3 separate regions of the Homo sapiens genome follow, and regions 1 and 2 are each linked to region 3. Evidence: chromatin contacts called from ENCODE Hi-C or POLR2A ChIA-PET data. All regions are on one chromosome and are shown on one strand. The core of a region is the stretch at or near the end of the contact, and the rest is flanking DNA. Distances in the headings are between cores, read along the strand shown.

Region 1 (3,895 bases), core at 429-2,928, 560 kb before region 3:
ACTGCAACCTCCACCTCCCAAGTTCAAGCGATTCTCCCGCCTCAGGCTTCCAAGTAACTGGGATTACAGACGCGCAACACCACACCCGGCTAATTTTTGTATTTTTAGTAGAGATGGGGCTTCGCCATGTTGGCCAGGCTGGTCTCGAACTCCTGACCTCAGGTGATCCACCCTCCTCAGCCTCCCAAAGTGCTGGGATTACAGGTGTGAGCCACTGCACCCAGCCGTAAATAAAGTTTTATTAGAACATTTAAAAAAAGAAGTCTGGGCCGGGCATGGTTCTCTCACTTATAAGTGGGAGCTAAACTATGGCTACACAAAGGCACACAGAGTGATATAATGGACACTGGAGACTTAGAAAGGGAGAAAGTGGGAGGGAGGTGAGAGATGAAAAATTACCTACTGGATACAATGTACGCTTTTTGGGTGATGGGTACACTAAAAGCCCAGACTTGCAGGGTGAGGTGGCTCATGCCTGTAATCCCAGCACTTTGGGAGGCCGAGGCTGGTGGATCACTTGAGCTCAGGAGTTCGAGACCAACCTGGTCAACATGGTGAAACCCCGTCTCTACTAAAAATATAAAAATTAGCCAGGCGTGGTGGTGGGCACCTGTAATCCCAGCTACTCGAGAGGCTGAGGTAGGAGAATCGCTTGAGGTCGGGAGGCAGAGGTTGCAGTGAGCCGAGATCGCACCACTGCACTCCAGCCTGGCCAACAGAATGAGACTCCGTCTCAAAAAATAAAATAAAAGCCAGACTTCATCACTATACAATTCACCCATGTAACCAAAAACCACTTGTACCCCAAAAGCTACTGAAATTTTTTAAAATTTAATGTTTCTTTTGAAAGAAAAAAGAAAAGCAATTCATCAGAAACTCTAAAGAAAAGGCCAGGCACGGTGGCTCATGCCTGTAATCCCAGCACTTTGGGAGGCCGAGGCGGGCGGATGACGAGGTCAGGAGATGGAGACCATCCTGGCTAACACGGTGAAACCCCGTCTCTACTAAAAATACAAAAAATTAGCCGGGCACGGTGGTGGGCGCCTGTAGTCCCAGCTACTCGGGAGGCTGAGACAGGAGAATGGCGTGAACCCGGGAGGCGGAGTTTGCAGTGAACCGAGATCGCACCACTGCACTCCACTCTAGCCTGGGCAACAGAGCAAGACTCCATCTCAAAAAAAAAAAAAAAAAAAAAAAAAAAAAGCTGGTCCAAAAAAAAATAATGATCCCCACATGAAACATACTAAAATGTGGCCTAATTCTGAACGCCAACCACAGCACAGATTAATAATCTCCATTTGTTCTCATTGCTTCACATTCACCTTCCAAAGTACAGATTTTGTGGCAAAAAGCTACATCCCCTCACTTACTGTAACCACACTACTTGACATACAATTCAGACTACAATAAAGTCCTAGGTGTGCTCCACTGCTATTGGACTGTCATTGCTTCTAGGTGTTTTCCATGCAGATAGCTAAGAAATACGTGACAGCTCTAATTCAAAATGAATCTAGCAAAATTTTTCCTTAAGTTCTTTAACTTTATACTTGTATCCTTTAAATTCTTACATGAAAAAAAGGTTGCTACCTACATGGTTGATTTCACATGCCACTAATGAATCATAACCCACAGTGTGCAAAACTGTGAGAAGACAGCTTCAACAGCTGTCACAGCCACGCAAGGCAACAGCAGGAACAATGACTCCACCTTCCTTCCCTCTCTCATCCCTTCCCCTCTCCTCCCCTCCTCCTCCTCCCTGTCTCATCTTCCCCTGCCCCATTCTCCTCCTCAGCTCCTCCTCCTACTCCCCTGCCTCATCTCACTCACTCTGCAAACTGCACTTCCAAAGGCATACCCAGGGGACAGGGAGATGGTGCTTGATGCATAGTTTTATTTATTTATTATTTATTTTATTTTATTTTTTTTTTTTGAGAAAGAGCCTCGCTCTGTCGCCCAGATTGGAGTGCAGTGGCGCGATCTCAGCTCACTGCAACTCTACCTTCCGGGTTCAAGCAATTCTCCCTGTCTCAGCCTCCCGAGTAGCTGGGATTACAGGCATGTGTCACCATGCCTGGCTAATTTTTGTATTTTTAGTAGAGTCGGGGGTTTTACCATGTTGGCCAGGCTGGTCTTGAACTCCTGACCTCAGGTGATCCGCCCGCCTCGGCCTCCCAAAGTGCTGAGATTACAGGCGTGAGCCACCGTGCCAGCCTATTTATTATTTTTTTTATTTTTTAGAGACAGGGTCTTGCTCTATTACCCAGGCTGCAGTGCAGTGGCACAATCATGGCTCACTGCATTCTCTAACTCCTAGGCTCAAGCCATCCTCCCACCTCAGCCTCATGAGTAGGCTGGGACTACAGGCATGTCGCCACACCTGGCTTTGGTGCAACAGCTTTAAATCCACCTGACCTCTGCCCTTCTGACACAGCACTCGATATTCTCGACCTCATGAGCACTAAGACCACCCTCAGACAGTGAGGGAGATTCAGGCAGGCAGTGACAGCTCCCCAGAAAGCTCTTTACACAGTGGGCACTAAGCAAGTGTTTGAAATAAATACCAAGGTAATAAGACTGTATTATTACTGCTAACACAGAAAAGCATACACAAACAGGAAAGCAACGTGAAAGACTAATAACAGTTGTTTCTAGTGGGTGTGATTTTTTTCATATAATATATTTTGCTACTTTCTTCTGAGATACAAATGTATTTTTTAGTAAGAAAACTTAACAAGTTCATTTTGGAAAATACTCAAAATTTTTAGCAAATACCACTTTCACCTAATAAAAACTGTTCTCTTGAGAGGTGGGTAAAGAAAAAAAGAATAAACCTTGGTTCTACCATACAAAACAATTTGTTAACATCTACTAAAATTACAAATGCACTTATGTTTCCCAGCAAGTGCATTTTCGGGAATTAATCCTACAGATGCATTACATACATGACAGGTTAGAAAATTAATTGCTTCATTATTTTTTAAGCAAAATGACAACCTAAAAGTCCATAGGAGGGCTGCTGTTTAAATACAGTAGCCCACAGATAAAAATGCCATTCCACCCTAAAGAAGAATAAAGAAACTATATATCTATAATGAAAGAGCTCCAAAACACACTGTCAAGAAAAAATAAACCCAAAGAAGTTCTTATTCCCTTAAGAGAGAAGTAGACTGTATCAAAATAACTTTCTCACAGACCGAGATTATGAACTCTAGATAAAATGTGAAAAACAATCTTCTAAAGACACTGGAGACAAACAAGAAATAAAAAAGAAGCTTGGAATTTATATGACCCTTGAAAGAAGGGAACATCACTGGGCAAGATCCACTTTTATATTGCTTTACTCCTGAGAGTATGCCCCAGTCTCAGAGGAGTGGAGCAGAGAAAAAAAAGCTGCAATTTTATTGGCCTGACAGGTTAAAGGAGGATTTGAGACTGCTAAAGAAGCTGGAAATTGAGAGGGAAATATAGGAAAGGAGGAACCCACTAAAAAAGGAACCCAAAGTCTGAGTATAAGGTCCCCTCAAATCTTTGGCTGAACCCTGAACTGCGTAAGCGGAGGTGAGACTCCCACAAGCCCAGAAAGGACACGATAGCTTGAAGGTTGAAGGAGCAAGCTGATGGCTGGGTGCGGGAGCTCATGCCTATAATCCCAGCACTTTGGGCGGCCAAGGCAGGAAGATCACTTGAGTTCAGGAGTTTGAAACCAGCCTGGGCAACATAGTGAGACCCCATTTCTACAAAAATAAAAATTAGCCAGATAGTGCATGCCTGTAGTCCTACCTACTTGGGAGGCTAAGGTAGGAGAATTGCTTGAGCCCAGAAGTTTAAGGTCACAGTAAACTATGATCACACCATTGCACTCTAACCTGGGTAACAGAGCAAGATCCGTCTCAAA
Region 2 (3,690 bases), core at 347-2,846, 550 kb after region 3:
CAGAATTGCTTGAACCCGGGAAGTGGAGGTTGCAGTGAGCCAAGATCTCGCCATTGCACTCTGGCCTGGGTGACAGGGCAAGACCCTGTCTCAAACAAACAAAGAAAAAATTCTTTTAGTTTGATCTCCTTCATTTCATTACTCCCTTGAATCAGGCATTTAGGATTTAGGATTTCCCATTCCTCAAACTCTTCCTAACTCTGGTCCTCCTGGATTTGTCCTTATTTTGGGTGTCACAAGTTCGCGTGGCTTTACCTATCAGCTCCCATTTACAGAGCATTAATTATCTTCTGAACTCAAGGTAGCAGTTATGAATTTCTTTACCGAAGAGGACAAGGAGGCTCAGAAACATTGACTGGATTCTCCCAGGAGGAAAAGAGACCATGCATCACGCAATGTTTACTAACATTTAAAAATAGTTACAAATGTTTACAAATATTAATTCATTTAATCTTCACAGAGAGGAAGGGACTTATTTTTAGCCTTATTTTTCAAATAAGGAACTGTGGCCCTGGAAAGGTTCTATCTTGCAGGGGCTCCTGGGGCTGGTAATTGGTGGAGCCCAGATTCCAACACAGGTATTCTGGCTTCAGAGCTAAGGTTTTAATCACTGCTTTGCTGTCTTGTATTCTTAATAGTAGTAAACATTTTTAAATAGTGGTTGTTAATGATATTTTACTTTTAACTTTAATTTTATTTTTAAAAATGAAACGGGCGGGGCGGGCAGGGGGTCATCTCAATATGTTGCCCAGGCTGATCTCAAACTCCTGGGCTCAATCGATCCTCCTGCCTCGGCCTCCCAAAGTGGTGGGATTACAGACGTGAGCCACTGCGTTCGGCCAGTGATATTTAATATAATACTAAAAATGTTATCAACAATGGTTTACATTGTCCAGAGCTTTTTATTAAGCATTTTCACTTAGATCATTTTTGGAAACTCATTTTGCAGAGAGAAGAACTGAAGCTGAAAAATCTACCTGCCTAAGGACTCATAACTTGTAAGAATAGTTGTGAAACCTCACTGGAGGAACTGCAGATTCATTATTTTTCTTAATAACACACTATAAAGAATAATAAAAGTGCTTCGCATTGCCTAGAGCTTCACAAGGCCACTTTATACACATTTTACAATGGGTACCGTCTCAGAGAGGCCAGCAACTCGTCCAACACAGCACTGCAAGTAAGAAGTAGGAAAGTTATTGTTTTGCTTAATAATAAGGCCTTACGCTTCAGGGCTAAAGAAAAGCCTTTTCTTACAGAAATTAAACTCCAATTACAGAAAGGTGTGAAGTTCAGTAAGGCCCTGGGGCAGGTTATCCTACAGCTTTTGGCACCGCAGGCACCGCCCGGCGAGTTCCGGCCTCCAGGCACCTGGGCAGGTGGGCGTTGGGCGGGCTGCGGGCTGACCTGGGCCGCCCCGCCCCCACCCCGCCCCAGCTGTCCCCGGGCTGCTCCGAGAGGACCCCGGGCCCACCTTACCCCACCTCACCCCACCTCCACCCCTGGAGCGCGTCCCGGAGCGGGCGGGCGGCCGGCGGGCCAGGCCCCTCCCCGGCGCCGAGCCGCGGCCGCGCGGAGGAAGCGAAGGAGGCGGGAGCGGAGACCTCGCTGCGCTCATGGCGTCGCCCGGGTGAGTGCCGCCTCGCAGGCCCTGCGCCCCCGCGGCTGCCGGCAGGAACGGGAGCGGGACCCGGAGCGGCTCTGGCCTGCGGGCTCTGGTCTGGGATGCGGCCCGGACCCGGCCAGGGGCGCCCCCGCCCGCCAGGCCCACCAGGCCCACGGCCCGCTCGCGCCGACCTTGGGCGGACCGGCCGCGCGGGCGTGGGGGGCGGGCGGGGGCGCCGGCGGAGGACAGCGGTCCCCCGGGATGCGGGGGTCCGGGTACGCGGGCCTAGGGGATCCGGGGAGGGCGCGAGGCCCGGAGGTGCCCGGGGCGCGGCGGGAGCGAGGGCCCGGCGAGCGGCTGGGGAACCGGGGTGCGGGTCCTCGCCGCGGCCCGGGGCAACCCGCGGAGGCCTGGAAATGCTTCGCTCCGGCGCCTGGTATCGATGTTCCTGGGTTTTAAACTTGCTCGCGTTGGGAGTGGACGCTTGTTTGCCGCGTCGTTGAGACGTACCCAGAATGTCAGGATCCGGGCAGATGCAGACCCTTTGCTGACAGCCGGAGAGCCGCTCCGGGATCTCCTTGGTCGGGGCCATTGCCTACCGGCCTGCCTTGGGGTGGCTGCGCTTATTTTGATATTACCTCTTTTCAACTTTTTTGATTTAAATGTTATTCCTTTTAGGAAATGATGGCGACACATATAGTTTGTAATTTTTGAGAAAAAATTCTCACTTGGCAAACTAAAACCTCAGTAATTCATTATTTTTTTGTTTTTTGTTTTGATAATTTTACTAGTACTGAAATTTGGGAATGACAGTCCAACACTTTCATTTTACAAAGAAAGAAATTAGGCTCAAGGTCATCGCTTTAGTTGTTAAAATTCTTCTTTGACTGTTACCCATCATTCAGAGGGTCTTGGATCTAGTGGCTGTGATAGCCATTCAGAACAGTTCCCAAAGAGCTTTACAGGTGTGTGTTCAGTGGTAGGGGTGGGGAGGGGACGGTGCTAAGGGGCCGGGATCATGGATTTCGTGCCTCCTCCAGATGAGGCCTGAGCCATGCCCTGGGGTGATTTGGCTCAGTACAGTGGGCCTGAATGAAGCAAGCTGAATTTGAACCCCGCCTGCTGTCTTTCTAGGCTTTGGGGCAGTGGTCATTTCCGGGACCAGGCCTTTTCATTGCCAGCTGACTACCCAGCACTTTGAGCTCATGAATAGAGTAAGCAGGGAACCATCCCTGGGAAGGCCAGGCTGATTGACCTAGGGGTTCAAGGTCCTGCAGCATTCCTTTCCCCCTTGTCAGGAAAGGGTGGGCAGAGCCTCCTGGAGGCAATGTTGAGGGTGGCTGAACCTGTGTGGGGCTGCCCTGAACGAAGCTTTAAAAAAAAAAAAAATAGTGGTGCATTTGGTGCCCAAGTACACTACTTTGTAGACATGGGTCAGAGGTGGACTTAATGCTTCACTGGTGTTTCTGTGAGCCAGTAGGGCTTAAACTGTGTCCCTGTAGTTGGTGACATTTGGTATTTGCGGTTGTGATTATTTGTGTGACCCCCATGAGTCTGCAGTTTGTAATCTATAATTTTCTGCGGGATATCCATTGCAAAAGCTGAGGTCTCAAAACCTTTAGTATACAAGTCATGCACCACAAAATGACAGCGGAGGACCACGTTATATGACAGTGGTCCCATGCACAAATACTTATCATTGTGTTAGTTGCCTACAGTATTCATACTGTAACATGCTGTACAGGTTTGTAGCCTAAGAGCAACAGGCTGTACCATATTGCCTAGGTGCATAGTACACCTTACGATGTAGGTTTGTGTAAGTTTGCCCTATGATGCTCACACAAGGACCAAATTGCCAAATGACACATTTCTCAGAATGTATCCCTGTTGTTAAGTGACTCATGACTGTTGCTTTATTTCATTTTGTGGGGTAAGCTATGCACATATTATGTACACTGGCAGACATAGCTCCTAAGTGTCCACTTCTACAGGCTTCCCTGGTAGATCAGAGTCTAGCTAGGAAGACAGTGCTTTCTGAGACCCTCAGGGCTATCTCAGTCAGCCAGCTAGCAAACATTTAAGCT
Region 3 (3,803 bases), core at 1,228-3,727:
CAAAGTGCTGGGATCACAGGCGTGAGCCACTGTGCCCGGCCAGGAAATGATTCTTTTGGTCCCTCATACTGCTTGTGAAGTTGTAGAAGTACTAAATTCCCATTTCATCCAGAAAATATATTTCTTTGAAAATGTCCGTTGATTTTTTTTTTATTTAGTAAAAATACATTCCTTTTGTAAATAGATAAAACTCAAGACCCCTTTGATCATCCCTCAAGCCCAGTATTCTCCCAGAGATAACAATTGTTCTTGGGCTCACCTTTTATTTATTTATTTTAATTTAGTGATTCCAGTTTTTAATGTTTAAGATTGCTGGTTGATTCTTATGAGTGTAATATCCTCTCACACCACTTGGAGGCTGTTGATTGTGCCTGTTTTTAAGTCTTGTGTCTTTACTAACTCTGTGTTCTGCAGCATCACTTCTTTAGGTGTAGAATTTGTTGCCCTTTTCTCAGGGTTTGGGGATACTCAGCTGTGTATTAACTTTTAAATTTGAGGTTCCTGTTAGCCTGTCTGGATGCTGCATCAGTTTTCCAAAGTTGGTCTCTAGACATTGTTGGTGGCTTGGCTGGGCATGGACTATGTCAGCTGCTAGTTCTCAGGGATGGCAGGCTCCGTGCCCTCTGTGGGTGTCACCAGCTTGTCCTCCCAAACCAAGTGTCCAACTCTCCTTCTCTCTGGGTTCAATGCCACTTAGGTTCAAGTGAGTGGAGTTACATATGTGTTTTTGGGGAGGGGCAGGAGGTCATTCCATTGTTATACCCTAACCACATTGTCCCTTGATACTCACAAAGACAAACTAGAGCGGGCTAGGGTTTCTGGGCATCTCTGCCTCCTGACCCTATCGGGGTCAAGACACACCCAGGCTGCATGTGTAGCCTTCGCTTAGTGTCATATATTCAGTGCCAGCAGCTATCTCATGAGGGCCATGGGCACTCATACAATGCAAAAGATACTATAAATCTTTTGTATCTTTGTGTATACACACACACACACACACACACACACACACACACACACACACACAGCCTGGTTGTGTCTTGATTGGTAACCCAGAATACACAGGCAGTGTTGCTTTGGTGATGAGTATTTTCAAAAAGGCAATTACATTTTAGTAAAGGCCAGAATCAGACATGTTGTATTCCTGGAAAATTCATGATATAATAAAAGCATGCAAAAAATTATTTGGGTTTTTATCTAAAATTGAGTTAGGTTACAGGCTCAGAAGAATGTTAAACAGCTTCTGTCTACCTGCATGTCTAATGGGATGTGTGAAGGTAATGCAGGGCAGGGGACAGTGCCCATTGACTGCCCCAAGGACACCTAACGCTGCCCACACACTCCCAAACTCCCAGGAGGCAGGGCCTACCCTCCCTTTGAGAGCTGCTGATCAAGTAGGAGTTTTCTGTTTTCATTCATATTTGAAAAGTTGGAATAATCTGCTTTATGATGTCTTTATTCCCTGAAAAGTTAAGCTAATAATATTGGTCAGTGTTTTCCTATTTAGGAACATTTTCTGAACATGTGGTCATTAGGGGATTTTAGAGTATAAGTTATGTATCTGTTAATTTTTTCTGGGTAATTATGTGGTTGAGATGCTAGTGGCACACATTATGGTTACATTTGTTCAGTAACTGTAACTCGAGCCCTGGAAATTAGGCTTCTATAAAATTTCATAGCAATTCATGAAATGTTGTTTGTAAGCAAAATGTACCCAGCTCCTTGACTAAAGTTACCTTAAATATTCTTAAAGATAGAGAGGTAATACGCATTTCTTTTTCTCTTTCTGTATGTGTGTATATATGAGAGAGAGAGAGAGAGTGTGTGTGTACATGTCCCTGATAATTCCTATCTCAGAGCAGTGGAAGTCCTCTGAGTTTGATAATATGCTTTGCATGTGCTATATTTGTGGACTGCCTCAGAACATCTCTTGGGGAGACTACCTGGGTTCAGGGACCACCTGCCTATGCACCTGAATCATGTGAGCCCTGATTTTATTTACCACGGAGCCAGGCACTTGAACACTGTCCCATCCCAACTGTGTCCATCCCAACTGTGGACAGCTTTTACACGGTCCACCTCCTTGCCTTCCAGGACCCCTTCCTCCCTTCTCCTTGGCTTCTGTGGCCCTGCACCCATGAAGGCCAGCACAGGCACCACCTTCTCTAGGAAGCATTTCTGGCATTTGAGAAAATGAGCTTTCACACAGTCTGGGTTAGGGCCCGGATCCCAAACTTTCTGTTTCTTTGTTTCCTCCCCCTTTCAACCATTATGGCTGAGGTGTGGCCATTCTGCATGTCACATGGCTGGTGAAAGACTCCTTTCTCTCTCTCTTTGGTGCTTCTTCAAAGGCTCCTTCACTTTCAATGGTATAGGTCAGATTGTACCATGTGTCTGCGGCTGACTCAATCATGGTAGCTTTTCTGTCCTTCCCATAGCATCCCTAACAGGCAGGAAATGATTTAGTCTTTATGAGTGTGCCTCCCCCCACAGGGAGACAGCCTTTTCCTGTTGCAGATCACACTGATTTTAAGAGAAGACTTCTCTTCATATGCAGCTTGCCCTTCTATCCTCCCATCCCATGTATATGTGGCATACCTTCTATGATGTTTCAGGCTCTGTTCTAGCAGTCAGACATATAGAGTGGGAGATGCTCAAGGGGCTCACAGTTTAGGGGGAGCTTGGACAAACTGTTGCAATCCCATGTGATGAATGCAGAGGAAGGGTCCAGACCCATTTTCTGGAATGTCAGAAATACTTCCTGGAGAAGGTGATGCCTGTGCTGGCCTTCATGGGTGCAGGGCCGAAGAAGCCAGGAGAAGGGAGGAAGGGATTCCTGGAAGGCAAGGAGATAGAAGAAAGCATTTGAGTTGTGTCCAGAGAATCCCCTTGGGAGGGGTATAGTCTTGAAGGAGCGTTTTGAGATAAGCAGAGTTGAACCCGTCGGGTTTTTAGGCCTGTTGTCTAGGACTACCTAGGATATGTGGTAGGAGAAAAGAATTATCACACCGTTCAAATACATTTTTAAAAATAATGAAAGATTTTCCAATGGAGGAAAACTAAAATCCTTTAATGCAGATTTTGCAAAAAAGCGTTTTTGCCAAGTGTTGACTAGTGTAGAGTTAATTCATTTGGAGTAATGTTTTATAGTATTTGTGAAATTTAGTATAGGTTAGAGTTAGTACTGGATCCAGGGTTTAAACTTTTGTTTTCTCTTTCTTTCCCCCCAAATTAAAGCATCCTATCCTTTTCATCTTAATTTCATTCATATCTTCATATTACGTTTTTGAGATAGCTGTTTATTTTTTTGAGGGGGAAATAGTGACATAAATAGGTTTAGAACCTCAGGTGGCTTAAAACCCCAGATGTAGTCAGTGGTAAATTTTTTTTTTCTTGGTTAGTCTAGTTTTGGTGTTGGTAAGTATTATATATGCTGGTGGGTTTTTAAAAAGGGCACGTGGTAGAGTCTGGCATACTATTTGGAGTCTTGTGGTAGCTGCCCACTTCCTGCTAATGCAGTAGAGCATGTTCATAATGGCCTTATATGCTTTCCTTCCTAGGGCAGGCCGTACTTAGTCATACCAGGTAAGAAATATGTTTTAAAATTTTAGTTAAACAGTTATGATGATAGCTTATAGTTTACTTTGCATTTCTTTATTTATAGAAAGATTACATTTTCTACACAGTGATTTACTGTTGTTATTTCCTACTTTGTTAACTCATTAACTCCACTTACTCATTGATGGGAGTCTGGATATTATCCTTCTGTAGTTTTACAAATCCTCACATTTTCTTATTCACTG

Evidence for each region. A loop is a pair of places that touch in the nucleus more often than their neighbours do. ChIA-PET counts read pairs that join two places held with the same protein, here RNA polymerase II (POLR2A). Pooled maps may share reads with other maps.
Region 1: a pooled map shows a loop between it and region 3 (2.3-fold over the local background). The contact joins two enhancer-like sites. A Hi-C loop is called at or near these places in 1 of 168 maps with a recorded cell type or tissue (CD8-positive, alpha-beta T cell), 1 of 37 single-sample maps with no recorded cell type and 5 of 50 pooled maps.
Region 2: a pooled map shows a loop between it and region 3 (3-fold over the local background). The contact joins the promoter of URGCP here to the enhancer-like site in region 3. A Hi-C loop is called at or near these places in 1 of 50 pooled maps. POLR2A ChIA-PET finds 5 or more read pairs at or near these places in 2 of 52 experiments (GM10248 and activated T-cell).

What each region holds. Positions count from the first base shown.
Region 1 is chr7:45,019,599-45,023,493 of GRCh38, reverse strand. The region is part of intron 1 of CCM2 (CCM2 scaffold protein); the gene reads right to left. Among named protein-coding and RNA genes, the nearest start is that of CCM2, 21 kb to the right of the region's middle. Within about 2 kb of position 1,678, at least 2 of the 41 ENCODE cell types and tissues checked have a DNase peak (open chromatin) inside an H3K27ac peak, as active enhancers do.
Region 2 is chr7:43,904,502-43,908,191 of GRCh38, reverse strand. URGCP (upregulator of cell proliferation) reads left to right here and starts at 1,596. Exons shown (of 6, transcript NM_001077663.3): 1 at 1,596-1,630. The coding sequence starts at 1,617. It overlaps URGCP-MRPS24 (URGCP-MRPS24 readthrough), which reads left to right and starts at 1,596. Exons shown (of 7, transcript NM_001204871.2): 1 at 1,596-1,630. The coding sequence starts at 1,617. RefSeq lists silencers at 1,171-1,330, 1,391-1,820.
Region 3 is chr7:44,460,170-44,463,972 of GRCh38, reverse strand. All of the region lies in intron 2 of NUDCD3 (NudC domain containing 3), which reads left to right. Among named protein-coding and RNA genes, the nearest start is that of NUDCD3, 29 kb to the left of the region's middle. Within about 2 kb of position 2,477, at least 2 of the 41 ENCODE cell types and tissues checked have a DNase peak (open chromatin) inside an H3K27ac peak, as active enhancers do.